Linked DNA regions of Homo sapiens: region 1 is linked to region 2. A link is a contact called in ENCODE Hi-C or POLR2A ChIA-PET data. All regions are on one chromosome and are shown on one strand. Each heading gives the region's core, a stretch centred on a gene start or an enhancer-like site at or near the end of the contact. The rest is flanking DNA. Distances are from core to core; before and after follow the strand shown. Region 1 overlaps PIP5K1B (phosphatidylinositol-4-phosphate 5-kinase type 1 beta). Region 2 overlaps PIP5K1B (phosphatidylinositol-4-phosphate 5-kinase type 1 beta).

Region 1 (5,349 bases), core at 1,098-3,597, 140 kb before region 2:
CTTAGATTAGATACTACCTAGCACCCAAAAAAGGATGAGAATACATTTTCAGGAAACAGGCACCTGAGCTGAGAAAGCATTAACAGGCAGAGCATAAGCTTTGGAATCAGATGAATCTGACTTTCAATTCTGGCTCTTGGACTTAGTTGTATGTGATACTGGGTAAGTTTCTTAACCCTTCTGAGTAAGAGCTCCAGTTTCCCATATGTAAAATGAGAATAATAATACAGAACGAGTAGGGTTGTTGGAGTGATTTGTGGTAATGAATGTAGGATGCAAATATTTAGTTATTTAATTTGTATTTTTTAGAGACAGGGTATTGCTCTGTCATCCAGGCTGGAGTGCAGTGTTGCAATCTTGGCTTGCTGCAGCCTTGGACTCCTGAGCTCAAATGATCCTCCTGCCTCAGCCCCCAAGTAGCTGGGACTAAAGGCATGTGCCACCATGCCTGGTGTTTCTTTTTAAAATTTTTTTGGTAGAGATGAGGTCTCCCTATATTGCCAAGGCTGGTGTCAAACTCCTGGGCTCAAGTTATCATCCCAAAGGCCAAGAGTTTAAGAGTCTGGCTGCCTGCCGATGTGCTGCACCATTAAGTTTTGCCACAGTTCTCTCGATTCAGACTGTCTGAGGGCTAATTGCACACAATTTGCAACAAGCCACACAGGCCTGTAATGCACTGCCATTACAGGCATGAGCTACTACTGCTCCCAGCTGCAAATAGTTATTGAGTATCCATGTATGCACACTGCACCTAGAATGGATTCTAGCACCTAGAATACAGAGATCAAATTTTAAAAGTCTGTGCCTGATGGAACTTACATAGTATTAAAGAAGACAGACAATGAGATAAGTATTTAAAATATGTATTATGTTGGTCAAAAGTGCTAAGGAGAAAAAAAAAACACACACACAGAAAAAAGATAGGAAGTGAGTAGCAGAAGCCAACTCCAAACAGCAAACTCTCCTTGCTCTGCCATCATAGGATCTCAGGCATGAGCCACATCCTCCACAGGACACTTATCAAGCCCTCCCAAGTGTCCCTGGGTGGGGACAGACACCTCTGATCAACAGTTCTCTCTAAAGATCACATTCTAACTGCCACTCTTTTCTTGGCCTCAATAACCTCTTTTAAAGGCTGGAGGTGGGTAGTCAGCTGAGGGCTGTAGAGCTGATTTTCTGCCATTCAAAAACCAGTTTTGACCTTTGCAAGTGCTATAGTCTCACATTTACTTTTGTTTTGGGCCTCAGCCAAAACAGATACTAAAAATATTTCAGTTTAACACTGTCACATTATTTTTAGCAAAGAGAGATTAGTAAAGGTTATATGCACTACTGAAGAGAAAGGTGTAACTTTCCTAATCAAGAAATGTTTCACATAGGACATAAAGTCTTACCTAGGCTCAAGAACCTATAAACTGTATGCAGGAGTATGTATGTGCATGTCCATTGTGGCTTAAAAAATAATGAAATGTAATTATCAAAAGAGTAAGGAGATAACGCAAGAATAAGTCATCTAATTCAAATAAATGCATCCATAGTCTACAGCAAAGTCTTCTCTTGAAGATGCCCCAAGCAGTAAAGGTAATATAATTTTTTTTTTTTTGAGATGGAGTCTCGCTGTCACCCAGGCTTGAGTGCAGTGGTGCAATCTTGGCTCACTGCAACCTCCACCTCCCGGGCTTAAGCGATTCTCCTGCTTCAGCCTCTCAAGTAGCTGGGACTACAGGTGCGCACCACCATGCCCAACTACTTTTTTTTTTGTATTTTTAGTAGAGATGGGGTTTCACCATGTTGGCCAGGCTGGTCTTGAACTCCTGGCCTTGGGCGATCCACCCACCTCAGCCTCCCAGAGTGCTGGGATTACAGGCGTGAGCCACCGTGCCTGGCCAGTAATATACATTTAAAAAAAGGATTTTCATTTAAATGTCTATGCCATTGATCAATTTAATATTCATTGCTCCTCAGTTCTGACTTTGGGAAGTATTCTTGCTTTTGTCCTGATATTTTTACTGCATTGTTGATTTCCTGGGCACAAGCCTATTTAGAATCAATTTCTAATTTATCTGGCTGAGAGTTTCCTAGGTTCTGTTTTAGGGGTCACTTAGAAGCAAGGATACCTCTCTTAGGAGGAATATCCTGAAAATCTAGTGGTCAGGTCAGAGTGCCCACCATTTCTCAGACTTGTGGCTTGGGAAGATCCAGTTACAGCAGCAAATTTACGTGACTGGGTTTAGGAGTCTGGCTGCCTGCCTAGGTTCTGCACCATCAAGTTTTGCCACAATTCTCTCGATTCAGGCTGTCTGAGGGCTAATTGCATGTAATTTGCAACAAGCCACACAGGAAACTGTTAATCTACTCAGCTATGTTCTTCCCTTGTAAAAACACAGAAACTGCCAGTACTCTTCCCGGGCTCTGTGCTCTGCTCTCCGAACAAGTCATAAACTTCTCACAGGTGAGAGCAGTACAGGAGGAGCGATTTTTCTTCCTGGCTGTCTCTCTAGGAGAAAACGTTAATGGCACCCTGATGCCACACAGGCCTCTGTCATTTACAGAAAAAAAAAAAAAGATTCTTTTGGTTATCAGCAACATTAGTTTGGCTTCATTGGAGAGCATTAGCCTGGCTGGACTGCTGAAAACAGTCATTGATAATTTTATAGCCTGGAACACTCTGATTTCTGTTTGCAGACCTAATGAGTGTTTTATAGCTAATTCTCATGAGAGCATTTGTTGAGGGAACATATGGTACTATCCACAGTTTTTGTCTTTTAAAAGTCATTCTCTCACTGCCTCAATTTGTTTTAATCGAAGTAATAAACATCATAATAAAGCACACAACACAGATGACTTCTGATGAAAAGCAACAACCTCCTGCCCTCCCCACCCCCACCCTCCGCCATTCCCTAGGGGCAGCAGCCCTTTTTGGGATTTCTCTTTTAATATTTTCTGGCGATTCCCTTCATGTCTTTTGATGAATCAGGGGTTAAAAGATTCTTAACCTAAGGTAGCATCCATTGATTCACTATGAGGGACATTTACCCTCTTCTACCCTGTGTCTTCTTCCAACATTTGCTATTTATATTTTATTTTGTAACTGTAAATAACATACCTAGTGAGCTTTTTTATTCCATCAACCACACACCGTATCCTTTAACTCCCCACATTATTTCATCTTTGTCCCTGCTTTCCCCTCTCACTTTATATTAGACACACTTAAAAAACACCGAACAACTTTTATCTCTACTTTGTCAGGGCTGTTCATATTTATATCCTATCTTGCAGCTATAACAAAATTGCTCCCTCTTTGTCCACAGATTGGCTCTAAAATTAGAAAATTGACACATAGAGTTTATAGTATTGTGACTATATAAATATTGTATACTGCCTGGCCAACAGTGAGTTAGGGTTATATTTCCCTCTCTGGGTTCAGAGTCATAATTGCTGGGTCATGCAAAGAAAAATGTTTCCCAAATCAAAGTTAAATGGAGTCTTTTTTTTGCCCCCTAAGTTTGCTTAAATTCATGCCACATTTTAGGCTGCTTCATGTTAGGAGGTTTTTGCCCTTCAGAAACTGTCATGTGGGGAAGAAACCTCAGAGAATATCCAGGCGAAGGGCAGAGGCCTTGATACAAGCTCTGCGTCTCTGATTACTGGTTACAATGCTGGGCAAGTTATGACACTGAGCTCCTGGTTCCTCATCTGTGGGTGGGAAAGATGCCCAGCCCATCTCACAAGGCCAGCAAGAGGATCAGTTTGGATAGTACAAGAGAAAGAAAGGCCAAGAGAGGGTAAAGCTCTTTGGGATAAGCAAACAGGAGTATCAACAGGACTCTTACCTCTGAGACTCTGCCTGTTTTCATGGGGCTTTGATGAGGTCTGCTTGCATAGACAGATTTATCGTAAGACCTTGGAAAGAATTCCTTTTCTGCTCTTAGTTTAGCTACCAGAACATTAACTGATAACAAATGTAGACAGGAAAGCTCTACCTGCAGAGAACACCCACAAATACAGCCTGGTCTCACTTAATGGCTGCAAAGACTTGTTTAGTACCAGAGCCACACTCTGCTTAAGGGCAAGCCCATTCCAGCGTGACCCAGGCGCTTCTGAAGTGATGGTCAAACCAACACCTTGTGCCCCACTGGGAAAAAGCTCACCTTTGGTTGGGGCAGGGAGTGGGTGAGGATACTACAGGGTGTGGAAATTCTCAAGCACTAGCACTAGCGCTCCTGCTGCAGCCTGGACAGTATCAGCGTGTGGCACATCTCATGCTCCTGCCAGGACAGAGCGGCTCCTTCATGCTCAGCCCTTGGCTGAGTGTGTGGACACATCTACAAAACCCCCCAACACGGACCCAGGGAAGTAGAAAAGCTTTGACCACAGTCACTGCACCCAGAATGCTTAGCCGCCTGCCACCATACAGGAGGCTTTCAGAGATCTGCTTGTTTCTGCCTTTCTCACTTTCAGCCCTGAGCATGGCTGCTGCTCTTCCCCACTCTCCCACTTTTGCTATTTTTAGACAAGGAGACTGCCTGTTTCTAATGAAGGCAGCAGAGCAGCAGGCTCTCTCCTGGTATCAACCGATGGCTCCCCTCCCCGCAGTGAGCACCAGAAGCAGGAAGCCTGCTGCAGGCACAGCTCAGACAGCAGCACTTAGAACCCATAGGCAGGAAGAGACTCAAACAGTGTGTTTCCAGGTTTATTCATTGTGAGGACAGAAGCCACAATGGCTCAGAGAACTGGCAGTGACTGAGCTCCTGCCATGAGCAGCCTCAGAGGTGAGAAGAGGGCCTCCTCTCCCTTTGAGGGGAGTGACTCTGTGTGTGATAGGATATAAATATAAAAAGGGTTCCTCCTTTTTAAAGAGGAACCCTCATCCAAGTTCAGGGACCTTTTTCACCGTATATCGCTATGAGATTTGTTTTTCTTTCCAATATCATACCCCAACATGTACACACACAAGCACAGGTGTAAAGCTAGCAGGCATCGTTGACTGTGATGTTTATACTGTGATGACTGTATTACACATGTTATTTCATTTACTCATTAAAAAGAACCCTGTTAGGTGAGGTCTCTGGCTATTTATTTTGTACATTTGAGTATTAAGACTATCTTGTCTCACCTCTGGTGGCATTTGGATTTGAACGTAGGTCTGACTGGAGTAACCTGTCCTACACATATTGCCTTGAGCCATCCAATCACTGCAGAAAATTAGCCCTTTCCTGTGTTTCTAAGTTATCCCCAGCAACCATGGTTCAATTATAAAAGAGAAAAAGAGATACAGAGATCCATTTCCCAATGACAAATCTATTTCTATATACAAGTCTTGATTATTTGATTTCATCAAAGGAACAA
Region 2 (5,118 bases), core at 1,182-3,681:
ATCTTTAGAATAGGAATTAGAATCTAGGCTGTTTACCAGCTTTAAGTAAAACAAGATTAGGACAACCAACCTCCCCTCAAAGAAACCCTCAGCAACCTCCACCCTCTCATCCATCCCTTCTGGCCTAATGTTATCCCCACCTACACACACACACACACACACACACACACACACACACACACACACACACACAAAACCACTGCTGTTGTTGCTGATTTAGGGAATGAGAGGGGATGATTATAACTCCCTTAAAAAGGTGGAAACCAGCATGGAAACTTAATATACTCTGGAAATATCAGTGGCATACAAGATCTGGTTGTTATCTTTTACCGCCTATCCCAAGAGACTGCAAACCTTTCTTTTTCATCCCACCAACTGACCTCTTCAGTTTTAAAAAGAAGAATGTATTTAGCTAAGGAGGGGAAATAAACCAGCATCTCTCAGTGCTCTGATAGTGTTCACTGGGCCACTCGTCACTATTCTGCAGTTAATTAATTCAAGAGATAAATCTCTGACTTCATAAGACAGGAGGACTTAATTGCTATCCATTTACCCAAACAAAAAGAAAAAAATAAAAATGAAGCTTCTTATTGGGGTAGGGATCACTGGATGTTTTTTCCCACTTGTGCCTCAATTTTGGTCCTGCAGTTTTTTTCTTGATATATAAAAGACATAATGAGGACTATAATAAATGGTAGTGAAACAGGCCTAGAAGAAATCAAAATAGTTTTTCTCTTCCTTTCAAATCTCTACCAGTTTAATTCTTCCTCCTCTTAATTTTCATAGTAAGCTGTAAGGGTTGATGATAGGGAATTATACATACATGTATTATATCACAGATGTCATTATCTATGTTAGAGGAATAAATAACATTTACGAAATAGAAAAGCAAAGCTCAGGGATCCAAGGTTTAGAAGGAAGAAAGGGGCAGGGTAACTGTTGCTAAATGAGATGGAATCATACATAGAACAAAAACACTTTCAAATTGACGATGCAGTGATTTTATAGACTGACAGTGAGAGGCATCACTTGCTGTGACTTGCTGTTTACCAATCTCAAATCATTTTTCCATATGCCAGCCCTAAACACTCCTTATAGAATAGATCCAGCAGATGTAAGGACTAAGGAATGACATCAAGAAGGGATGAGGAAAATGGCTTCTCTCTAAATTCATAAGAATTTAGAGGCCAAGCTGTCTTTTCTGAAAGAGTGGGGGTGAAGACATCCCTCCTTTAATAATTGAGTTATTTTAAATGACTGGCATAGCAATTGTTTACAGTACCATGTGCTTTGTAGTTCTGGCCATATTTCTGGAAAACCACAGAAGAACAATGCCAAGAGAATTTTAAACAAAACAATCTGAAACATTAATATCAGTATTTACCTAAAGGGGCTTTAAAATTTAGAATGTAGGTGTTTCCTGGGTAGAAAAAGACTGGTTTTGAGTATTTGAAGACTCTAATGCAATGACTTCCATTGAGATATTTTAATACACATATATTTTATTGTGTTAAGTGCTTATTTTGTGTAAGATTAAGTTATTTGCAACATTTATTTCTCACCATAACCCGTATATTACCCCCACAGATGAGGAAACTTAAATTCAGATGGATTGTACATATGAAAGATAAATCCTAGATCATGTTTTACAAAAAGACTATTAAATGGAACTCTTCCTAAATGTGTACATAGACTAACATACACAAAGTTCATTTACATGTTTTTCAAGAATCTCCATAACCTGGGTAAAGCACTGAAGGTGGGGGATAATTTTGAATATTATGCATACTTTCAAGTTGGGATTAAGCATTTTTTGTCCATGTAACCTCACGTTTCAAGATCTAGGATTACATTGTAGTCAAGATGCTATTTTCCCCCCTACACACTTTCTCTTTTAGAACAGTGGAATACAGTTTCCAAAATCCTCTATTTCTGAGCCCTGTACATTTAAACAAATAAAACAGCCACGTTAGGCCTTCAGCTTCTCCCACCTGCCTGCAGCTCCCACGCTCCAAACTCACTGGCTTTTCCTCCCTGGCCTTCGGGATCCCTATCCTCCTTTCCTCATAACCTTTAAAATTACTATGTTTCTCCTGTTCCCGGAGGCCAGGATCAGCCCTTCCGCAAGGAAAGCAACTAAGGTCTTCGGAAGAGATGCACTCTCCTCCAAAACCCAGCTGGCTACCCAAGCTGCAGATAGGATGAAAGAGAACCCCCACGGCTCCACGGCTCTGGCTCTAGGCTTCTAGCTCTTCTTCTACCAACCAACTTTTTGACCAAAGGTAGAAAAAGAGAAGTATTCACAGACAATGACTGTGGTCCTGATTTCATAAGCCCCACCATATTAATTTACAAACATGGACAGACATTTGGGATCACCAACACGCAGCACAATCAGTTTCAGGCTCCTTCTGCCACCAGGGGGCTGTGAGACTCTGAGACAGCTTCATTATAGCACGGGGGCTCACTTTCCTCCTCTAGAAAATGAAGGCAGCTGGCTTAGAGAATTGCCAAAATTTCTTCCTCCTCTAAAATTCTACACGATATACGACTTTCTGATTTCATTTATTTTTCAGTATAGGTGGTCACTGGAAGCCACTTGTTTTGTATGATTTAACATATTTCATTCCACCATTTTCTAGATGTCTGTTTTTTTTTCCCTCCCACTTACAGTTGCTGCTCTAAAAATGCAACAGAAAGTAATTGTATTTTGCCTTCTTTGGATTACAACTCTTAGAGACCGATACTGAGAAAGGAGAACAGGCAGTCATTTTTCTCACAAGTGGAGCAGGAGGAAGCAGCCTTGCTTCACCCATGTGCAATTTCCAGGAGTACCAGCTGGGTAGAGGCTGGGCTGCTGCTTATTTCTGTTTAGTCCTTTTCTCTTGAACTCTGAGAGAGCGTTATTAAATTGTTTTGGTTGTTGCCCAGGTCATAAAAGTTGGTGTCAGAGCTACCAACAAACACCTTTGGCTCTCCCCCATTAGATCTCCCCCATTGGATCTCCCCCACTGGATCTCCCCCATTGGATCTGGCCACCAGACTCGGACATCTTTCTGGGCTGTCAGGTGATGGGCCTGTTCTCAGCAGGTTTCCAAGAACCCCTTGACTTGATCCCAACAAGCCAGTCTTCTAGTGGCCCAGTCCCAAATGCACGATTATTGGCTCCTGCTGCTACAACACAAGTGGAAGTGCCCGATGCATAGTTGATTGCTCAATAGAGGGCTGCTTCCTTCCCCCTTGGTTCCCCCTTCCCAGGCATGATTAGAGGAAACTGTGGTGGGTTTCTGCAGCCCAGACCTCTGACCCCACACTCTTTCCAACAACGCTAACCTATCTGCCATCTAACTACAATGCCTTGCTCAGAGCTTAACTCAGTGTTGGCTGAATGACTGAGTAGATGATATTGAATGAATGAAGATCATCTCAATGCCAAGCTTCCATGAGCCTATGGACACATAACCCCTACTGTAAGGCCTCTCTCTTGTTTAGGCCCTGCAGCAGCCAACTTTCAAGATGTACACAAGTAATCAGTTATCAGTCTAAAAATGTTTTGTTCTCTTACATGTTTCTTGAGTCCGTTGCACAAAAGGCCTGGCCAACTACTGACTTTATCTTCACCTCCAGTATTCTGTGCTTCCTCTAACAACCTCTGCCTGTCTCCTGAGCCACACATCCAGCTTCCCCTCTTCCCAGGCCCATGTTGGCAGGGCCCGTGTCTGTGCAGAATCCGTTCATCTTTCTCCCAGTACGAATATCAGATACTTGGCTCCAGAAGGTTACAAGAAGGGTTGCTTGGAAACAGGTTGGCTTGTAAAAGAAACCTGGCATGGTATATGGCTGAGGGGAATTTTCTACAGTCTCGTTGGGTAAGGAAATAGGTTTTCCCAACAGGAGTAGAGTGGCTCACTCTCCGAATTTAAGTGAGTGAAAGAGGCCTCAGTCTCCTCCATTTACCACCACCAACCGGGGCTGCCTGACAGAGGGATGGGTGGTCCTGATGCTGGACTTCCAGTTGCTGATACTTAACGGGCTTGCCTGGTTATGATGTGTGGCCATGGAGGGGAATCACCTTGCCATCAGCCCTACACAATAAGCATGATTGGAAATACTTGTGTCTGTATCCCATGATATAATTTCTTTGGAATGTAACCACCTGGCAATGGGGAAAACCCCCAAATATGGAAATTTTTTTTCAAAAATTTAAAAAGGAACAAGGAAATACAAATCATTTTTACTACATTGGTCTGTGAGTAGAACATGGCGCTGAGGGAAGGCTCTAGCAGCCTCCTAGTCATTTCCTCCCTCCTTGGACTCTTTTCCTTTTTCAGACACTGCTGCCATAGCGGTCTTTGCCAAGACTTGTCCATGCTGAGGCCCAATTCCTCCCCTGGCATAGGGTTCCCTGACTGGGGCTGCTTGTGTAAAGAATGGATCAGGGTAAGGCACTCCTTAGTTCTTTGTATTCACAATCACCTTTAAAAATTCTATGTTTGGTTATCTAAGCTTTATCAGGACCCCAAAGAAAAACAATACATAAAAATCCTCAACCATAGGACCCACAGACGTGAAGGGCAGAGGGAAGCTGGTTTTTAACTCTGGTCACTGAGAACAGAGATCTGAGACAGCAAGTGTGGAAGCAATACTGGGACCACCTTGGCTCACTTCAGTTCACAGACTATACCAGGTATGTTTATTCCACAAGCCAAGCTGTTTCTAAATTAATCAACTGTCTATATAGCCTTCAAAGCCCAGTATCAGATAAGTCATAAATTCCTGTAGGCCAGGATTTCTCAACTTTGGCACTATTGACATTTTGGATTCGAGACTTCTTTGATGTGTGGAGCTGTCCATTGTAGGATGTTCAGCAGCATCCCCGGTCTTTACAAATGGTGCCTGTAGCACCACTTCCTCCAGACATAAAAACCAAAAATACCTGCAGACAGTAATAAATGCCCTCTGGAGGGGTGGTGAGCAAAATCAGCTCTGGTTGAGAACTAAGACTTTGTCTAAGTGCAAAACTCCCATACCAAGGTACATCCCCCTTCTATCTATAGGTGGAAGTACAACATCAATGCTTGTTGTCTGCATATATGCTATCCACATCAATGGAGTGTC

Evidence for each region. A loop is a pair of places that touch in the nucleus more often than their neighbours do. ChIA-PET counts read pairs that join two places held with the same protein, here RNA polymerase II (POLR2A). Pooled maps may share reads with other maps.
Region 1: a loop to region 2 is called in a map of CD14-positive monocyte, with 3 times the contacts of the local background. The contact joins two enhancer-like sites. A Hi-C loop is called at or near these places in 13 of 168 maps with a recorded cell type or tissue (CD14-positive monocyte, CD8-positive, alpha-beta T cell, GM12878 and 9 more), 30 of 37 single-sample maps with no recorded cell type and 19 of 50 pooled maps. POLR2A ChIA-PET finds 5 or more read pairs at or near these places in 4 of 52 experiments (H1, K562, WTC11 and 1 more).

Annotation. Positions count from the first base shown.
Region 1 is chr9:68,979,014-68,984,362 of GRCh38, reverse strand. The region is part of intron 14 of PIP5K1B (phosphatidylinositol-4-phosphate 5-kinase type 1 beta); the gene reads right to left. Among named protein-coding and RNA genes, the nearest start is that of PRKACG, 32 kb to the left of the region's middle. Within about 2 kb of position 2,347, at least 4 of the 41 ENCODE cell types and tissues checked have a DNase peak (open chromatin) inside an H3K27ac peak, as active enhancers do; they include GM12878, where a contact is called at or near this core.
Region 2 is chr9:68,842,489-68,847,606 of GRCh38, reverse strand. All of the region lies in intron 4 of PIP5K1B (phosphatidylinositol-4-phosphate 5-kinase type 1 beta), which reads right to left. Among named protein-coding and RNA genes, the nearest start is that of PABIR1, 65 kb to the right of the region's middle. Within about 2 kb of position 2,431, at least 7 of the 41 ENCODE cell types and tissues checked have a DNase peak (open chromatin) inside an H3K27ac peak, as active enhancers do; they include GM12878, where a contact is called at or near this core.